Regions from separate parts of the Mus musculus genome. Here region 1 is linked to region 2. The links are chromatin loops, found by intact Hi-C in ENCODE. Cell type or tissue: heart. All regions are shown on one strand. Each heading gives the region's core, and the rest is flanking DNA. Links, peaks and the distances in the headings are about the cores only.

Region 1 (8,681 bases), core at 470-8,469, 110 kb before region 2:
CCAGATATTCTCACCACTTTCCAATTCGGTTTCTGTATTCCAGGCATCCTCAAACTCACTATGTATGGAAGAGAGTCCTGGAGGTTCCTCCTCCTCCTCCTCCTCCTCCTCCTCTTCCTCCTCCTCCTCCTTCTTCTTCTTGTCTTGCTAATTGTTTCCATGGAATCACTAGTTAGATTTAATCATCCCACCACTTGGGTTTAAGGAAGAACTTCCAAAACTCACCCATATTTGCCAATACTAAAACAAACCTGAGCTGGGGGTGTTGCTCAGTGGTATATTACCTGCCCAGAGTGTATAAGGCCTTGGCTGTGACAGGGTTTCTCTATTTAGCACTGGTTGTCCTGGAATTTGCTATATAGATGAGGTTGGCCTCAAACTCACAGAGACCCTCCTGCCTTTCCCAAAAACCGTATTCCTTACTCCCATCAGCTTCTTCCAAATTACAGGTTTATCTCTTATACGCAGCATGGTCCATTAGGGTTCTTGGGTAGTTTGAGGTAGGGTCAACTTTCTTCTGTGAACCACACATGGTAGGGTTTATTTCTGGGCTTCTTGCTCTTTTCTGTTGATCCTTACATCACTACCACACTCTTTGTTTGTTTGTTTTTCGAGACAGGGTTTCTCTGTAGAGCCCTGGCTGTCCTGGAACTCACTTTGTAGACCAGGCTGGCCTCAAACTCAGAAATTCGCCTGCCTCTGCCTCCAGAGTGCTGGGATTAAAGGTGTGCGCCACCACGCCCGGCACTACCACACTCTTAATTACTATATCTTTAGAGAAAGTTTTGAAATCAGGAGTCTGGATTCTCTAACTTTCTTTCCTTTCACTGTTCCGCCTATTCCATAGTATGGAATATGACCTGTCTCAGGTCATATTTGCTTCTAGTCTGTTTTTCCTGCCAGGTTCTTAGCAAACTGTAGAAGGTAAAATCATTAGAGTCATGTGTAATAGTAGAAGACCTTCCTTGTCCCCTATTAGTGACACTGAGAAATTTATGTTTATTAATAAGCTCCGGGCATTGTTTCTGGGCAGGTTTTGAGCCTATTCTAACCTGACAATGCTGGCATGACCTACTTCCCAGCCATGTGGCCCAGTACCTGCCATCTTGGTCTGCCCCTGGCCTTCTTCTTTATTCCTGTGTGGAGACTCCTTGGCTACCAATTGAGACCCTCCCCCTGGCTGGGGGTGGGGGGCAGAAATTCCCCCCTTTTCCTCTCCTGCCCACTATCTGATGATCTTCTCTTACTGACCAACCAGAAGATGATGGCAGGAGAACAAGGTTTTACAAAATAGGGAGTCAGGAAATACTTCATAATCATGACAATACCAAACTCCCAACTGCCACCCGATCTCATTAGCAATTGAATACATAGTGCACCAAAACATCCCCCAACACTGGGGCCTGGGGCTTTAGCAGCTCTGACTTCAGGGATATTATCTTTAGATAAGCCAGGTATATTCTAGCCAAGATGTAGTCACTTTTCTCTTAACCTATAGAACATTGTTGGGGGTTGGGTATGGAGGCTCACACCTGTGCTTAGGAAACAGTACTTAGGAATCAGAAATTCAATCATCGTTAGTTATAGAGTGAATTTGAGTATAGCCTGGGTCAAGAGCATCTCTGTTTCAAAGAACTAAAAATTTGTGTGTGTGTTTGGGGGGGGGGGAACCCAGCTTTCTTGCTTCTGTAGGCAACTTTCCCAATATATTTCTCCCAGCAATGTAAGATCTGTCTTAGATCTATGTGTCTCTCAATCTTCGTTTCTATGGCAGAATGGGGCCCATCCCTGTACTCGAGCACTGGGGCGCTGGAAACATGGGCATCTCTTCTCAGGGTTTAGTAAAGGAAGTTCTAAACCTGCGTTTTCAAGTTTCCAGTGTGAGTGTTTCGGTTTACTCCAGAGTGAACGGGTCCTGGAAGGAGTTGCTAATGAAATCAGTTATATGTTTTTTCTTTGTCATTTACATTTGGGGAGGGTCAAGTCAGAGAAACCGGAAGTCTGATATGGAAGAGGTACATCTAGAGGATAATCGCTTTTCAAACTTACAGAAGAAGCTCACCAATTTGCATGGTGAGATTGTCTTTTGGAGACCTAAATTGAAATGTCGCTGTAGGAAATTCTACCTTCTAAGGTGTCAAACTAGTTACGCACTCCTTCAAAATAAAGGATTTTATAAACATAGAATAGGAAACTCAAGCTGAAGGCTGGATGCAGTGTAATGGTTTAGAAGTGTAGGTGTTGAGACCAGATAGTTCTGTGTTTAAATATTTCTGTCAATGACGCTGTAACCATGACAAATTCCAAACCTTCTTTGTGTATAAAATGGGAAAAAAGAATCCTTTCCTCATTGAGCAGTTTTAATGTCTCTCTCTCTCTCTCTCACACACACACACACACACACACACACACACACACACACACACACACACACAGTGTCACTGCATGGGCTTCCTGGCAATTTGGATCACTGTGTCCATCGCTGTGAGGCCTTTTTGCTTTGAGACACTGCTTAGGAATGTAGCTGTTCCTTCTTTTGAGTGGGAAGGGGTTCCTGTCCGGATCCCTTTTGACCACTACTTGGCTTTGGACATTCATGGCCTGATAAGAACGTTTTTTACTAGATTTTGATGTTGTTCGTGAGATGGCTCATTGCTAACATCAAGAGACCATGTTGTTTCACAATCATCCTCTGCTATATTTTGGGGGGAGTTCATCCCAGAAAGATCACTGACAGTACCACCAGGATTTAGTAAATAGGTGACCCTAGTTGTGATCTCAGCACTTGGGAGATAAAGGTGAGAAAGACTACAAATTCAAGGCTAGCCTCGCATACATAGCATAGCAAAAACCTGTTTCAAAAAACTAAACCAGAACAAACAAACAAAATCCAGACCAACACCACATTGAAAACCAGTCACTGAATAGCCAAACTAGGTATGAGTAGAACCTGTTGAAAAAGTTGTGGAGAGGGTGAACCCCATCAAAAGTTAATAAAATCCTGAAACCTTGATAGTTTAAGGCCAGCAAGGTAGGTGGTTCAGTCAGGTAAACATGATTTCTGACATGAGGTGGCTTCCCAGGTAGGAAAGAAGTGACATCCTGAGCTGGCTGTCCTGTGACTGCTACACACATGTAAGCTAATGTACACAAGTATACGCACACAAATATGTGTAGTGAGTTTTTTTTAAATTTGAACTTTAAGTTCACATATCATCAAAACACCAAAAAAGTAAATTAAAAAAAAAAAAAAAAAGCAAAACCAAAAAACACCAAAAGGAACTTGTTTGGTAAAAAGCATTGCAAAGTGTCAGCCTTACTGTGATGGAGACATAGAAAAACAGCCATAGGGATCGTGGGGGCTTTTATTACGGGAATAAATTCTACACATTTTTGAGGGCACTCACAGATTGTGAGCACAGTAATGTTGATAATTATTGATGTTTCTTAATTACTAGCTATACATAATTACCAGAAAGCTGTGTTCAAGAGACCATGAGTTTTCCATCAGATCATGGGAAGGAAAGTTTTCCTTTTCAAGTAGCTGAAAATTTTCATCTATATGGAGTAACTTTTGCAATGCCAGATAAATGGTACTGGCCTTAAATTTGACTCAAATTAAGTTCGCAAAATAGAACACAATACAAATAAGCAATGTAGGGAGTTGAGAGTTCCAAGGGCGTGACTGCGCATCTTAATTCTCCTTCAGTGAGGTTCTCGTTACTAAGTATCCTTTAGAGTAAGCACAGCTGTAATTGTAACCTTTCTGGCACCTTTTTCTCCCAGCTCCATCAGTATCTCAGCTAGGAGAACCATCTATTCTGGAGGTCATGAGTTCTCTCATTTAAAGAATGAGATTGCTTAGGTAGAAGATGTAGCTCTCGGTAGTGCCTGGTTAGCATGGGGAAGACCCTTTAAAATATTGGCTTCCGTGTTGACTCAGTTGGCAAGAGTGCTTGAGGCCCTACTTTGGCCACCAGAATCCACATGTTGAAAAGACAGAACTGAATTCTGCAAGTTGTTCTCTGACCATCACATACCCCCTCTCCCATAAAGAGATGTATATAACATTTTAATTAAAAAATTAACCAGTTCATCATGTATACCGCAACCGATTCTGGTTATGTACAAACCAGGTTGACAGTGTTCCTATATGGAACCTCAAATTCAGGAGATTTTGGTCCACTAAAGGATGCATGGTAAGTCTCACCCACACTGGATTTGAAAACACTAAGCAGCTTTGAACGAACATAGAGAGGTAGGTTTACCGAAGTTCAAACCTTCAGCATTTTGTCTATCTTGAACCTGAATAGTGATTTAAAAAATTAATTAGGTTATAAGGTCACTTCTGGGTCTGAAAGTAGAGGCTGATGGAATTTTAGAGCCGGAACGCTTTTAGAAGATCTGTCCAGCCTCTTCGTTATACAGAAGAGAAGACCAAGGCCCTGGGATACTTCGCGACAATGTAGGTCAGTCAGTTAATTAGTGACAGAAGGAACTCCTGTGTCCCAGCGCCTTCTGAAGACAGTGGTTTTCAAGTGCATTCTCAATTCCTGAACCAGCTTAGCACACCTGTCATTTATTTATGCAGTCCCTCTTTCGTTTCCCTTCCCCTTTCTAATGGCGATCCGGTACGTGAGCCCTGAACCTGGGGCAGTCTTCCCACTCGAGGCACGCTGTCGCGTAGATCAGGACTCGGTCCGGGCGCCTTTTCCGCAGCAGGTGCTCCGCACCTAGCTTTCTTTAATCGCTGCATCATCGGCGGCGGCCTTCGCCGGGCTCCCGGTTTTCACAGTACACCGCGTGTACCCGGGGACGTGGAGAGCACGGAGGACGTGGTGGGTCAGAGCCACGCCGCTCAGAAGGGCTTCCAGAGCCCACGGGAGTGACCTCGGCGCCGACCCCGCAAGGCCTCGGGCAGCCGGGGCGTGCCCGCGGGGCCTGACGTGGCGGGGCCTGACGTGGCGGCGGGGGAGCGGGTTCTGCACTGCCCCACGCTCCGGCCAGAGGGCGCCCGGCCCCAGCCCTTCCCCGCCCCGAGGCCGCCCTGGGCTGCGCGTGGAACCGCGCGGACCGCCCCGGAGCAGGGTAGCAACCCCGCCTCCTGCTGCCCTCCGTCGGAGGTCGGGCCAGGCGGAGGGGCGCGGAGCCGCGTGGGTATCCTCCTTTCTTGGGCAGCCCTAGCCGGACCGAGCGACGACCCGAGCTGCACCGGTCACGGCCGCCCCTGTGCGCCCGGGCCAATCAGCGGCGCGGTCACAGATATGCAAATGAGGCGCCGGTTGCTGCGGGAGTGCCGCTCGCAGGGGCTGGTGGGGTCGCGCTGGGGGAGTGAACCGGGCCAATCAGGCGGGTGCGTGGCGCGCGGGGGGGGGGCGGGGGCGGCGCCCCTGCTCGCCTCCCTCCTTCGCTCCCGGCCGGGCGCTGACAGGGGGGCCTGGCCGAGCAGCCGGTAAGTGCCGCCGCTCGGCGCTGCCGCCCGCCTCCTCCGGCGTGGGGAGGACACCCGGGGCGCAGCGGGACAGCAAACATTGCTCAACTGGTGGAGACTGGCGGGGGAGGGTCTGGTAGCCCGGTGGTCGCTGGAGGCCGCCCCCGCCCGGCCGGCCGCGCGTGTCAGTGTAAGAGGGCGAGGCGGGGGGCGGCGGGGAGTCTTAGCGGTGGCGGTGAGTACATGCGCCTCCCCCCACCCACCCGGGGACCGGGCTCCCCGCTCTTAAGGGGCGGATGATTGGGGCTAGGGGCCGGGGAGGGGGGCGCTGCCCGCACGTGCAGCCGGGCACACCGGGGCCCGCCCGCCCGCCTGTCATGGCTGCAGCGGTGCCCTCGCCCCTAGTCCGGTACCCCGGGTCGGGACCCGCCGCTGCGCCTGTTGCTTGGGCCGGAGGTGAACCCCGGTGGGTCGGGCGCTGCTCCTGGCCTCCCCCAGGGTCGATCCCCGCCTAGGCGCGGGCTTCCCTCGTCTGGCAGCCTTGTCCCCCGCCCGGTGTCTCGCCTCGGTTACTCGTGACAGGGCGTCCCGCGCGAACAGTGGGGTCCCGGGAGCACAGCACGCCCTCAGCACTACCCTGAGCTTTGCCTCTGGGTCCCCTTTACCGCCTTCCCCCACGCCCGGGAGGCCACCTTGAGGGCCTCTCCGCGTCTGCAGCGGGTCCCCGCCTGCCAGTGCTGCTGCTTTCTCGGAGTCTGTCAGGGTGTGGGACGTGTTGGGTGGTTCCAAGGCTCTCCTCGCGGACATCCATCCCGAAGCCAAGCACGGACCCGGAAAGCCTGTGTGTCTTCCTGGCCTGTCACAGCTGCCAGCTCATAGAGTGATTTGCTTGTTCCTTTTTTGGTTTTGGTTTGCCTGGTAAAAAGGGAAAGCAAAAACTTTTCAGGACAAAGTAGATGCGAATTAAAGTTGTGACACAGTCGAGGTATTAACAGTGCTGCACGGTTACTTTTCTGGGGAGCTTGCTCCTGACCCTAAGGTGACTTTTATCCATTTACCTGATCTTGCCCTATGCAATAAAGTTTATTAATAAAAACCACCATCACACTGGGTTGGAGAGATGGCTCAGAGGTTAAGAGCACTTACTGCTGTGTTTGTACCAGAGTTCAGATCCCAGCACCCAAATCAGGCAGTTCACAGACATGTGTAACTCCAGATCGATGTTGATTTGTGGACACCTGCACATGCAAGTGTACACACACACACACACACACACACACACACACACAAATAAATATTTTAAATATTTTTAAAGTTTTATTTTATGCATATGGGTATTTTGCCCGCACAGACACAGATAGATAGATAGATAAATAGATAGATAGATAGATAGATAGATAGATAGATAGATAGATAGATAGATATGCTCGTGCAGCCTTGCCCCCTGTCTGCTGTCTCACTTTGGTTACTTGTGACAGGGCGTCCCGCAAGAGCAGTGGGGTCACTGGAGCACAGCATGCCCTGGAACTGGAATTACAGACAGTTGTAAGCTGCCATGTGGGTGCTAGGAACCTGGCTCCTCTAGAGCAACAAAAAGTACTCCTAACCCCTGAGCCACTAGAATTACTATTGGGAGTTAGTTTTCCAGTTTTGATGCCACTTTTTATGACTTCAGTTCTCTAGTCCTTTGGCTTATGATTTGAACAGAAAATAGGGATTGTTTTATGTAATGTTACTCTACCTAAATATAACTGTACAATCGTTTTTGAGAGAACCAGGAAGTCTGCAAACACGTGCATACACAGAATACAAACTTTAGAGGATTTCCCATTTGGAGAATCGGACAATGTTTTCAGCTAAAGGATGCCCACAGTGTTTCTCTTGAATTTACAACACTTGAATTTAGATAACCCCTTTTGCTAACAACAGGTAGCATAGAGCCTTAGGCTGGATGTTGGATAAACGTTTCATGATATTAACCTATTCCTCTGAGCATCTTAACCTATGTTTTATGTTCCAAAAGACTTCTGTTTCTAATGTGGCTTTAAGAATTCACACTAGCCGGGCAGTGGTGGCGCACGCCTTTAGTCCCAGCACTTGGGAGCCAGAGGCAGGCAGATTTCTGAGTTTGAGGCCAGCCTGGACTACAAAGTGAGTTCCAGGATAGCCAGGACTACTCGAAAAAACCAAAAAAATAAAAAATAAATAAAAAGGAATTCACACTAGCTACAGTGAACAGAACTTTAATTTTTCTCACTGACTTTAGTAATTCACTGGTTTGTAAGTGGTGGCATGGGCCTGTAATCTTAGCACTGGAAGGCAGAGGCAGCAGGGTCTCTGTAGATGAAGTGGGTTCCAGCCTAACTAGGACTACATAGCAAGACCTTGACTCAAAACCAAACAACCCCAAAATTTCCATTAATTTCCAAAGTATTGTCATGTGTCCTTTTAGTTTCCTTTGAACTACAGACTATGTAACAGGGACATGAAATGCAATAGGGAACGAATTCAGAAGTAGTTAATAGTAACTTTATCATACTGGAATAATAAATATCTAGGGAAAGTGGATAGTGTAGTAAAAAGACATGTCGCCCCACCCCCACCCCCAGCTCTCCCACATACCATCCTGTGATTGAGTAGAAGATGGTGTTTTAAAGGCTATTAGAAAATACCAGGGAGCTGGGGTGCCAGTAAAGTCCTTTTCTTGGAGGACTTGTTGGGGAGAATGAGTTTATTCTGTCTTAACTAGCTGTGTGACTATAGTTAGGTGTCTTGACTCCTGTCATCTCTAGTTTCTTGGATGCCACAAGTAGTAGCATAAACGATTAACTCTCAGAACTCAGGTGGTAGAGACAGGTGGATCTCTGAGTTTGAGGCCAGCTTGTTCTACATAGGAGTTCTAGGTCAGCCAGGGATACATGATGAGATCCTAAATCAAGAACAAAGAAAAAGCCGTTTCCCCTAGCTTTAGAAGTTTAGGATTCTGTGTATCTCATGACATCTATCATCTGAAAACACACACATACATACACACAAACACACAAGCAGAGAAAGCATTTTGTGTTAAGAAAAGGCAAAGGTTTAAAAACAGATAGTATAGTTGGTTTTCTCACACACACAATTTTTTTTTTTTGAAAGAAAACTCTTGCGTCAGTAGGTATGCATCAAGGTAAGAAAGTATTACCTTTAGCTGGACGCGGTGGTGCACGCCTTTAGTCCCAGCACTTGGGAGGCAGAGGCAGGCGGATTT
Region 2 (8,681 bases), core at 411-8,410:
GCATCAGTGATGGCAGTCACTTGATCATACTTAATCATTATTATTAAAAGACTCTGTATGAGCAAGGGGTAGTGCACACACCTGTTCTCTGTCTGCTGGGGAAGGCAATGGCAGGAGACGTCACCCATGAGTTCATAGTTTCAGACCAGACAAAGCTGCATAGCAAATCCTCTCAAACAAGCAGACAGACAAAACACACCAGAAAGTTAACAAAAGTCTATAGATAATCCCCCACCTTGACTGGTTTTTCCCTTTAGTGACTTAACATCTTTGTGTCTCCTGTAGTTGGTTGGTTGGTTGATTTATTTATGTATTTGTTTGTTTGTTTACCTATCTATCTATTCATAGAGTCCTGCTTCGTGTAAGGATGCTGTACTATCTAAAGCAAGAAGTCATTGGAAATGAGAGTCAAAAAGTCTTTGATGGAGTTGATGCAAGGTAACTTAAATGTTTTAATAACACAGTAAAGTGACAGAAAATCACATAGTCAGTGGAGGACAGTCCCCTGGATTTAGGGGTCCATCCCTGGCCTCTCCTCTGTTACTCTCATCCTTGGTTCTCTTATAAAATGCAGCAGCAAATGTGGGAGTAATGATTTGAAGAATTGTATGTAGCCAGATGGAATTCAGGTAGAAACCCATGAAATTGACAGTTAATTCATCTCTTCAGAAAAGTCTGTGTTATTTTGTCTTCTTTGTGTTATTGGTTCAAACCCAGGGAGTGTGCTTGTGCCTGCCAGGTGCACTTTACCACCTGTCTACACCTCCAGTCAGGACCAATTTTGAATACTCTCAGGCATTGTGAAACACTGAAGATAAAGACAAAATGAATATTTATCCTTAAGTAGTTTGTGGCAGCAATGAATAGGAATGAGACTTTGCTTTGCTGCATGGATGAGATGCAAAGGAAGAGCCAGGAGGAAGCACTCTAGGCTCATCTTGCTTCTTAGCTCCAGGCAGTGTGTTTCAGTCTCGTCTCTGCAGTGTCTCTTCTACACTTGTACACACCTTGACCACTCACTTAGCCCCAGAGTCTCAGGAACTAAATGTAAGCCAGCCATCAAGTACACGTAACCTCAGCTTCCCACCACCAAGTAGAACCTGAACTTTCCTGTACTCATTCTCTTCTAATACGGCAGCCACGTGAAACCCAACAATACCCTGGGCTCCCAGGCTCTTGACCTGTGTCTGTGGTACAGACACACGTGCACTTGTAGGCCCGATCCACCCTGTCAACCCCATCAGTGTGACTTTTGATCACTACTCAGCCTTTCCAACTCAGTTGCAGCTTGGGAACTTGTCCTTAGAATTCTGACCTCATTTGGCATCTTTGCACCACTCAGTCACTAGACATTACCTTTTTGTGTCCCTCCTTTTTTCCCTTATTATTTAGTTTTATTCCCTAAGATACTAAATTCCTCAACCCCATTGCTTGCCTGTCTCACTGTTTAATGCACCTAGTATAACTTCAGGTTGGGTAAAGCTAAGTTATCTACCTACTTCCTGCCTTCCTCTAAGCACCTGAACATGGCTAGGAAAACACCCATAATGGGAAATGAATTCATTTCAAAGCCATGACTATTCAAAATTAAAAGGAACGAACAGACTGTTTAACCATGCTGGCTTGGAAACTTCTTTTCTTCCTTACCTGTTTCCTCAAAGCACCCTTTCAACTCACCAACAATGTGTAAAAATGACCTGTTTCATTGAAGAACACAACCAGTCAAGAGCAGCCTGCATCCATGCTACCTACCTGCCTCTCCTTCGCCAATTCACAGCCTTGGAGCCCTTCTCTACTGTTCATTTAAGAGCCTTACTTCTGAAGTAATCTTTCTTTCCTGGGCCCTTCTCTTCCTCCTTCCCCATCCTTCCTCCCTCTTGCGTACACACGTGTTCATATTACTTATGATAAAAGGAAAAGAACTTCCATAGTGTCTATCTCTGTTTTAATGCTTCCCTTCGCAACAGGCTCCTGGATTTTCTGTTTCTACTTCTTTGTTTGCACTTTTTTTATCATCAGCCCATTCTAACATGATTGCACAAAAGTATTTCTTAGCATACACAGTTACACAGTCAACCAACCTTCCTTCTTTCTTTCTTTCTTTCTTTCTTTCTTTCTTTCTTTCTTTCTTTCTTTCTTTCTTTCTTTCTTTCTTTCTTTCCTTTGTTCTTTCTCTCTTTGCTTCTTAAAATGTTGTCTTTCATAGGTATCCATGGTGCTTCCTCTACCCACCAATTCCTTGCATTCTCATAAGAATTCTCCAGCATTACTGAATCCCGCTCATGGCTGTGATTCTCGAGTCTTCTTCCTCCTCCATGAAAGAAGACTTAACTCCTCGAGCTCCATGAAAAATGGGCCAAGTGGGCACCTTCCTTCTCTTCTCTAAACCTCTAGTCTAGCTTCAGTTCTCTTTGTAAATTTCTGCTGAGACCTACTCATTGACTATTCTTGTCTCCACAATCTCTCTACACTCTGTTCTTCAATCAGCAGCTAGAGTGATTTTTTTTCCCAAAGCATTGTTACATCTCTTCAAAATGTCCCCCTAAAGCAGAATCCAGGCTCTAGAACCTAGGAGAGCCCACACCTCTCTTACTCCCTTCACTCTGCCCCTTACTCTGGTTCCAGCCACTCTGTTGTTTCTGTTCATCCAACAGGTCAAGCTCACACTGTGTTGTTCTGGTCCAAATATGCTTTGTCCAGATCTCCCAAAGAACTGTCCATGTAAGTGGCTCCAGAGTTTGCTTAGCAGTTCTGTACACTGTCTGCTCTTCCAGAAGACCCCAGGTTAGACTCTCAGCCTTGCAGAGCAGCTACAGCACTCCAACTCCAGTTCCAGGGGGTCTGACACCTTCTTCTGGCCACCAAGAGCACACAAATGGTACACAGACAAGCACGCAGGCACCGATACACATATAATGGAAATTACAAAAAGAGAGCTATCCATGTGTATATTTCAAAGTTGAGCAGAACTGCTGTCCTCTCGAGTAGGCCTTCCTGCCATGCCATCTAAAGTACATCCAATCATCTATTTTAATGTCTCTTAATTCCTTTGCTATTCAAAACTTTTTCTTTCATTGTAATTCACTTCTGTCTTATTGATCATTGTATTCTCATACATTATCATCTGTGGCTGGGACTATCGATTTCTATAGAGCCCTTGCCTATCACATAAGGACCTAGGCTCAATCCTGAGCATTCTCCTCCCCAAGTAGAATGGAGAATCTTAAACTGTTAAGTACTCAATAAATACTTGCTGACTAATTGCCTCTTTTCCTCTGGCTATGACTGACCTACTGACCTACTTTTGGTATCCTAGTCAATGTTCTGTTGATTATTCTTTTTCTTTTTTAAAAATAAATACATCTCTTTGGATTTTATTAAGTTTACATCTCCTCCACCTTAAACACAAATTTGTACACAAAATGCATCACGTTTGAACACAGTGTCTCTTCCACCATATTAATACTCCTTTTGATGTCATAGACTCACTTCTTTTATGTCAGGAACTTGAAGCCGCTGGCCATGTTACTTTCTCAGCCAGGAAGCAGAGAGTAGTAAACTCCTGTGCTCAACTCTATTTCTTCTCTAGAGCTTAGGGTCCAGGCATAGGGAATGGTGCCCCGCAGAGTGAGTAGCTTTTCCCCTCTGTTACGCTAATCCAAATAACCCCTAACCCAAATGACTCCTCAGGTCATTCTAGAGTCACCAATGCGATGTTTGAGAACAACTATCACACATCACTTACCACTTAGCTTTCATTATTTGGGGTTGTCATCTTGGTGGCTTAACGTTTTATATCTATTCTAATGTTTTCAGATCTCTATCTCAAGTCTGTACCTCTTACTTTAATTTTACCTTTTTATACTTGCCACGATTGGTTACTATGATTAGAACATTTTCTTTTTCTCCTTTCTCTGCTAACCCCTCCTTTCCTCAGCTCTATGGACTAAGCCTGTCTTTCTGTGTCTCCAAGTCTGTGCTGGGCCACATAGGGCCACATATCCAATACTGCATCATGCTATTGGTCAGGAATTCCTGCAGGTGCCTCTTTACAAAGTCAAGGGCATCCGTTTAAATTCATTGCAGTTATTGGTACTAAGCATATTTTGAATGGAAGATTTAACCTAGGAAGTCTTAAAGGGCCTTAGGCAGGAAATACCACATCATTTTCAAGGCAGAAATCAATCACTTGGGAGGCTGAACCAGAGTGAACAAAAGTTTCCTGTCTGCCTGATCTGCATAGTGAATTCTAATCAGCCTTGCCTCCATAGCATAGCACAGCCTTCAAAAACCAAACAAAACACAATAAAGAACCAGAAAAACCCAGCAACACATGTGAGTCTGTCTTGTATCCCTTTTGCTAACAGTTTACAAACACCTCATGTTCCTGTGGCACTCGGTTTGAACTACCAACTGTATGTATACTGACTGATGCTTTCACAAGCAGGAGCATGGGCAAAGCTTTTCATCACAAAGAGCCAGGCTTAAAGCGCCACCTGGTGGTGGACAAGGGACATTGTTTGATCCCATTTCTCCTCCTTTTGAGTTAGAAACTCCATCAAAAAATAAGTATTTTGGGCTGGAGAGATGTCTCAACAGTTAAGAGCACTGACTGCTCTTCTAAAGGTCCTGGATTCAATTCCCAGCAACCACATGGTAGCTTACAGCTATCTGTAATGGGATCCAGTGTCCTCTTCTGGTGTGTCTGAAGACAGCTACAGTGTACTCATATACATAAAATAAATAAATCTTTAAAAAATATAAATAAATAAATATTTTCTTTAGCTAAGTTTCTTTATCTTTTTTTCAACTTTTGAAAAGTGCAGAAAAATCATTCTATTTCTCTACTCAGTCGAAACATTTTCAGTTTTGGTTTGTTTCATAGCGGAGATACAATGAAGTACCTGCTTAAGGTGCTAACAGATTATCAGTGTCGCATCCCCCGAGTTCTTTCTCCCCATGGGCTAAGCCCTTCTGAAGACAACTGCGAACCACAGAGCTGAGCCACTCATCATCCTTTATCTCCTCGGGAAACTCTTTGTATGTGCCTTCTCTCTCACAGCTGTTGCTGGTCACATGAAGGGGTCTTTGTCGGCTCCAGGAGCACATTTGTCAGCTTGTTTTTATATGACAGCCAAATTATTAAAGAACTTTTGGCATAGAACTTAATTATTACCAGGAAACTTAACAGTTAAGATCTAAATTAATTGCTAATTAATTTAGGAAATGATAGTGATCAGACAGAGATAGTATTACTTTGTATTAGATTAGTTTTCTGACTCCTTAAAAATTAATAGTGTCATGAAATCAAATAGTAAAATTCTTAGTCTATTTTGTTTTCTGTAGTGTAGTCCACTCAGTTTCTACCCTTTGACTACTGAATATCAGGAAACATGGACACATACAGGACACACACACGCTAGCTATTAAACATTAGGAATGTATCTTTTATCCTATACTTGTTCTAAATTACCATCAAAGAAATAAACAGGCCTACAGGTGATGTCACCTGCATCATTTGGAGAACGTTTCAGGGAGAATGGTATCATGGGGTGGGAGGGAGTAGACGAGTTATTGCCAGCTCGCTGTTATAAAAACAGACAAACTGCCAGGTGATGGTGGCGCACACGTTTAATCCCAGCACTTGAGAGGCAGAGGCAGGTGGATTTCTGAGTTCAAGGCCAGACTGGTCTACAGAGTGAGTTCCAGGACAGCCAGGGCTACACAGAGAAACCCTGTCTCGGGGAAAAAAAAAAAGACAAACTGACAAGGCATTATGGGTTTTTGTCAGAGTCTGTAATAATCTGAACACTGTCATTTTTTACTGAATAGTATGAATATATATAAATTAATATATATTTACATATTAATACTAAAGTAGTGCTTTGTATGATTTAATTAAATTATGAATTAAAACCCTACATTTTTAAGTGTGATCTTAACAAAGCTGATCTGAGATGAGCCATAGCGTTCTTTTGCACAAAGCACTTCCTTTGACCTCTCAGAACCTGGTGTTCTCAGCTGAAGATTTGTCTTACAATGCTATTTACTGCTATATTAACCCAGTGAGGTGCTCTGTGTGTGTGTGTGGGGGGGGGGCGACAGTGCCGAGAAGACTGCCTTAGGAGAACCAGACAGTAGCCCTTGCTGAGACGCATTGGCTTTGCTGAACATAATGTTAGTTCATTCTGTGAGATCTTTGTTGCTGTTAACACCACTTATACCTCTTGCCTCCTTTATACACATTTATAAAATTCATAATGTTGTGCTGTTTTTAAGTGACATTGATGTGTGGGTGCCAGAGCCAGACCATTCCGAGGTTCCTGCTGCGTGGTGGGACTTTGATGCTGATAAGTCTCTTCTTATTGGGGTTTTTAAGCACGGTAAGTAAGGAGTGAGGGGGAGAGCTCTTTCTGTGGATAATGGAATTCCCAGGTTTTTAGTTTATTGGTTTTCACTTACAGTTTTACTACACACACACACACACACACACACACACACACACACACACACACACACACGTGTAATCATTAAACCATAGATTGTCAAACTAAAATCAAATCCTCATGAGATGGTGGTATATGTGACTTGCCCTCTGGGCTTTCAGTGTTACACAGATTTCTCTCTTAGAAGAGTTGCATCGATTCTGTGTGTGATCAGTTTATTCTTTTTGATTGATAAGGTGTATTTATTGTTATTTTATACATTCAAATGCTTTTTCTCCGTGTGTGTGTATGCTCTGCATGCATTCCTGATACACTAAGATGCCAGAGGATAGCACCAGATGACCTTGAACCTGAGTTAGGATGGCTGGGAGCCACTCTGTGGGTGATGGGAACCAAACCTAGGTCTTCAGCAAGGTCAGCGGTGCTCTCAGTTGTTGAACCATCTCCAGCTCTGGTTTCATTGTTGTTGCTGTGGCATTTTTTTTTAAGATTTGATTTTTTAATGATGTGTGTTCACATGCGTCCAATGCACAAGTCATTAAAAAGAGAATGTTGGATCACCTGGAGCTGAAATTAAAGGCTGTGGTTAGCAGCGTAACATGGGTCCTGGGAACTGAACCTGGGTCTTTTACATGCGCAGGAACTCTCTGAACCACTGGGCCCTCCCTCTATTTTTCTTTGTAACAGATACATTAAAAAATTTGTGATATTGTTTGACCGTGTAATATTTAGTGACTATTTCAAGACAGCATATTTAGCATGTATTACTTAAATATAATGTTCCTTTAATCCCAGAATATCAGTATTGTGCATATAAGGAACCCTTGTGTTTTCACAACTTTTTTCTGTCCTCTGAATCATTATAACTGGCGGTCCTTCCAGGTTATGAAAAGTACAACACGATCAGAGCAGACCCAGCTTTGTGCTTCTTGGAAAGAGTGGGCAAGCCTGACGACAAGGCTGTCGCTGCTGAGCAGAGAGCCAATGACTACATGGATGGGTATGTGTGGGTCACACTTGGCTCCATGGGCTTGCTTTCCCTGTCTGTGGGGTTCATCTTTGTCTTTAGATTTGTTTACTGTTTGTTTTATGCAATTTTCCTGCATGTATGTATAGATAACATTTGCATGCCTAGTGCTCCTAAAGTCAGAAAAGGGCTTTGGATCTCCTGGGACTGGAGTTATAGAGAGTTGAGAACCAGTTTTGTGGGTGTCACGAATCAAACCTGGGTTCCCTACAAGAGCAGCAAGTGCTCTAATCCACTAAACTTACTTTACAACTCAAGGTTTATCTGTGTTGGGGGGGGATGGGGGGTGTTAGCAAGACCACGTGCATTGAGTGCATAGGACGACTGCAGGTGTTATTTTCAGCTCTTGCCAACCTTTTTTTTTTGGGAGAGAGAGGCCTTTTTTCAGGGAGTGGGCAAATCTGGTAAATGAACAAGCTCCAGGAACCCCCCATCTGTACCTTCCTACCATTGGGCTCATAAGTGTGTACCAAATCGCACTACTTTTTCTGCAGTGCTGAGAATCAAATTGACCTCTAAGACAAGCCGAGAAATCATCAGTCTATTACAATAATGAGAACATGTGTTATTCTAACAGGGATGTGGAAGATCCAGAATACAAGCCTGCCCCAGCCATCTTTAAAGATGATATTGAGGTATGTTTTGGATCACATTTTTTAAACTTCATTATTAGGTATTCCTTATAAGTAAGTGATCAATTTAAATTGATGAACATCACGAATAATCATTTAGGATTGCCCGACATCCACTGCTAGATTAAAACTGGCTTGGACATGGAATGCAGTTTGCCTATATTTCATACTTCTTAGAACCAAGAAGTATAGCATCTTGGGACAAAACTTGAAAACCAAGTAAAAGCAGATACTCAGGTAAACACAAAAACATCGAAACTATACCTCCATTGAGAAGGACTGCATGAAAGGAAAGCATCTAGCAAGATCCTAAAATGCCATCGTAATTTAAAGAAAGCAAGACAGTGTGGAGAGTCACTGCTACAATCGTGGGGTTTCAGGAATGAGAGCTCAGCTTAGAGTGCAAGGAACGAGGAGACATCAGATAAACTGAGATGGCTCAGCCTGGGAGTATGCTCGCTGCCAACTCTAAAGACGAAACCTCAATGGTGGTAAAAGAACAAACTTGAGGGAAGTGTTCCTGTGGCATACCCATATACACCGTGGCTGGCATGCACACATGCATGCATATATTGA

Evidence for each region. Peaks named below come from ENCODE experiments on the same cell type or tissue, not always from the same donor. Only the 100,000 strongest peaks of a DNase experiment are listed, where the experiment ranks them.
Region 1: it touches region 2 in a loop (2.5-fold over the local background); 2 of 42 quality-filtered maps call a loop at or near these places.

The regions. Positions count from the first base shown.
Region 1 is chr8:90,903,184-90,911,864 of GRCm38, forward strand. The region is part of intron 2 of Chd9 (chromodomain helicase DNA binding protein 9); the gene reads left to right. Among named protein-coding and RNA genes, the nearest start is that of Chd9, 79 kb to the left of the region's middle. In heart, for the core only: CTCF peaks have their summits at 5,002 and 6,131; DNase peaks (open chromatin) are centred at 5,248 and 5,968; H3K4me3 peaks cover 2,363 bases; H3K27ac peaks cover 2,144 bases.
Region 2 is chr8:91,015,487-91,024,167 of GRCm38, forward strand. Chd9 (chromodomain helicase DNA binding protein 9) reads left to right here. Exons shown (of 40, transcript NM_177224.2): 25 at 349-438; 26 at 6,280-6,383; 27 at 7,329-7,446; 28 at 8,051-8,108. Among named protein-coding and RNA genes, the nearest start is that of Gm39221, 40 kb to the right of the region's middle. In heart, for the core only: a CTCF peak has its summit at 4,504 (motif pointing left); no DNase peak of the experiment used is centred there.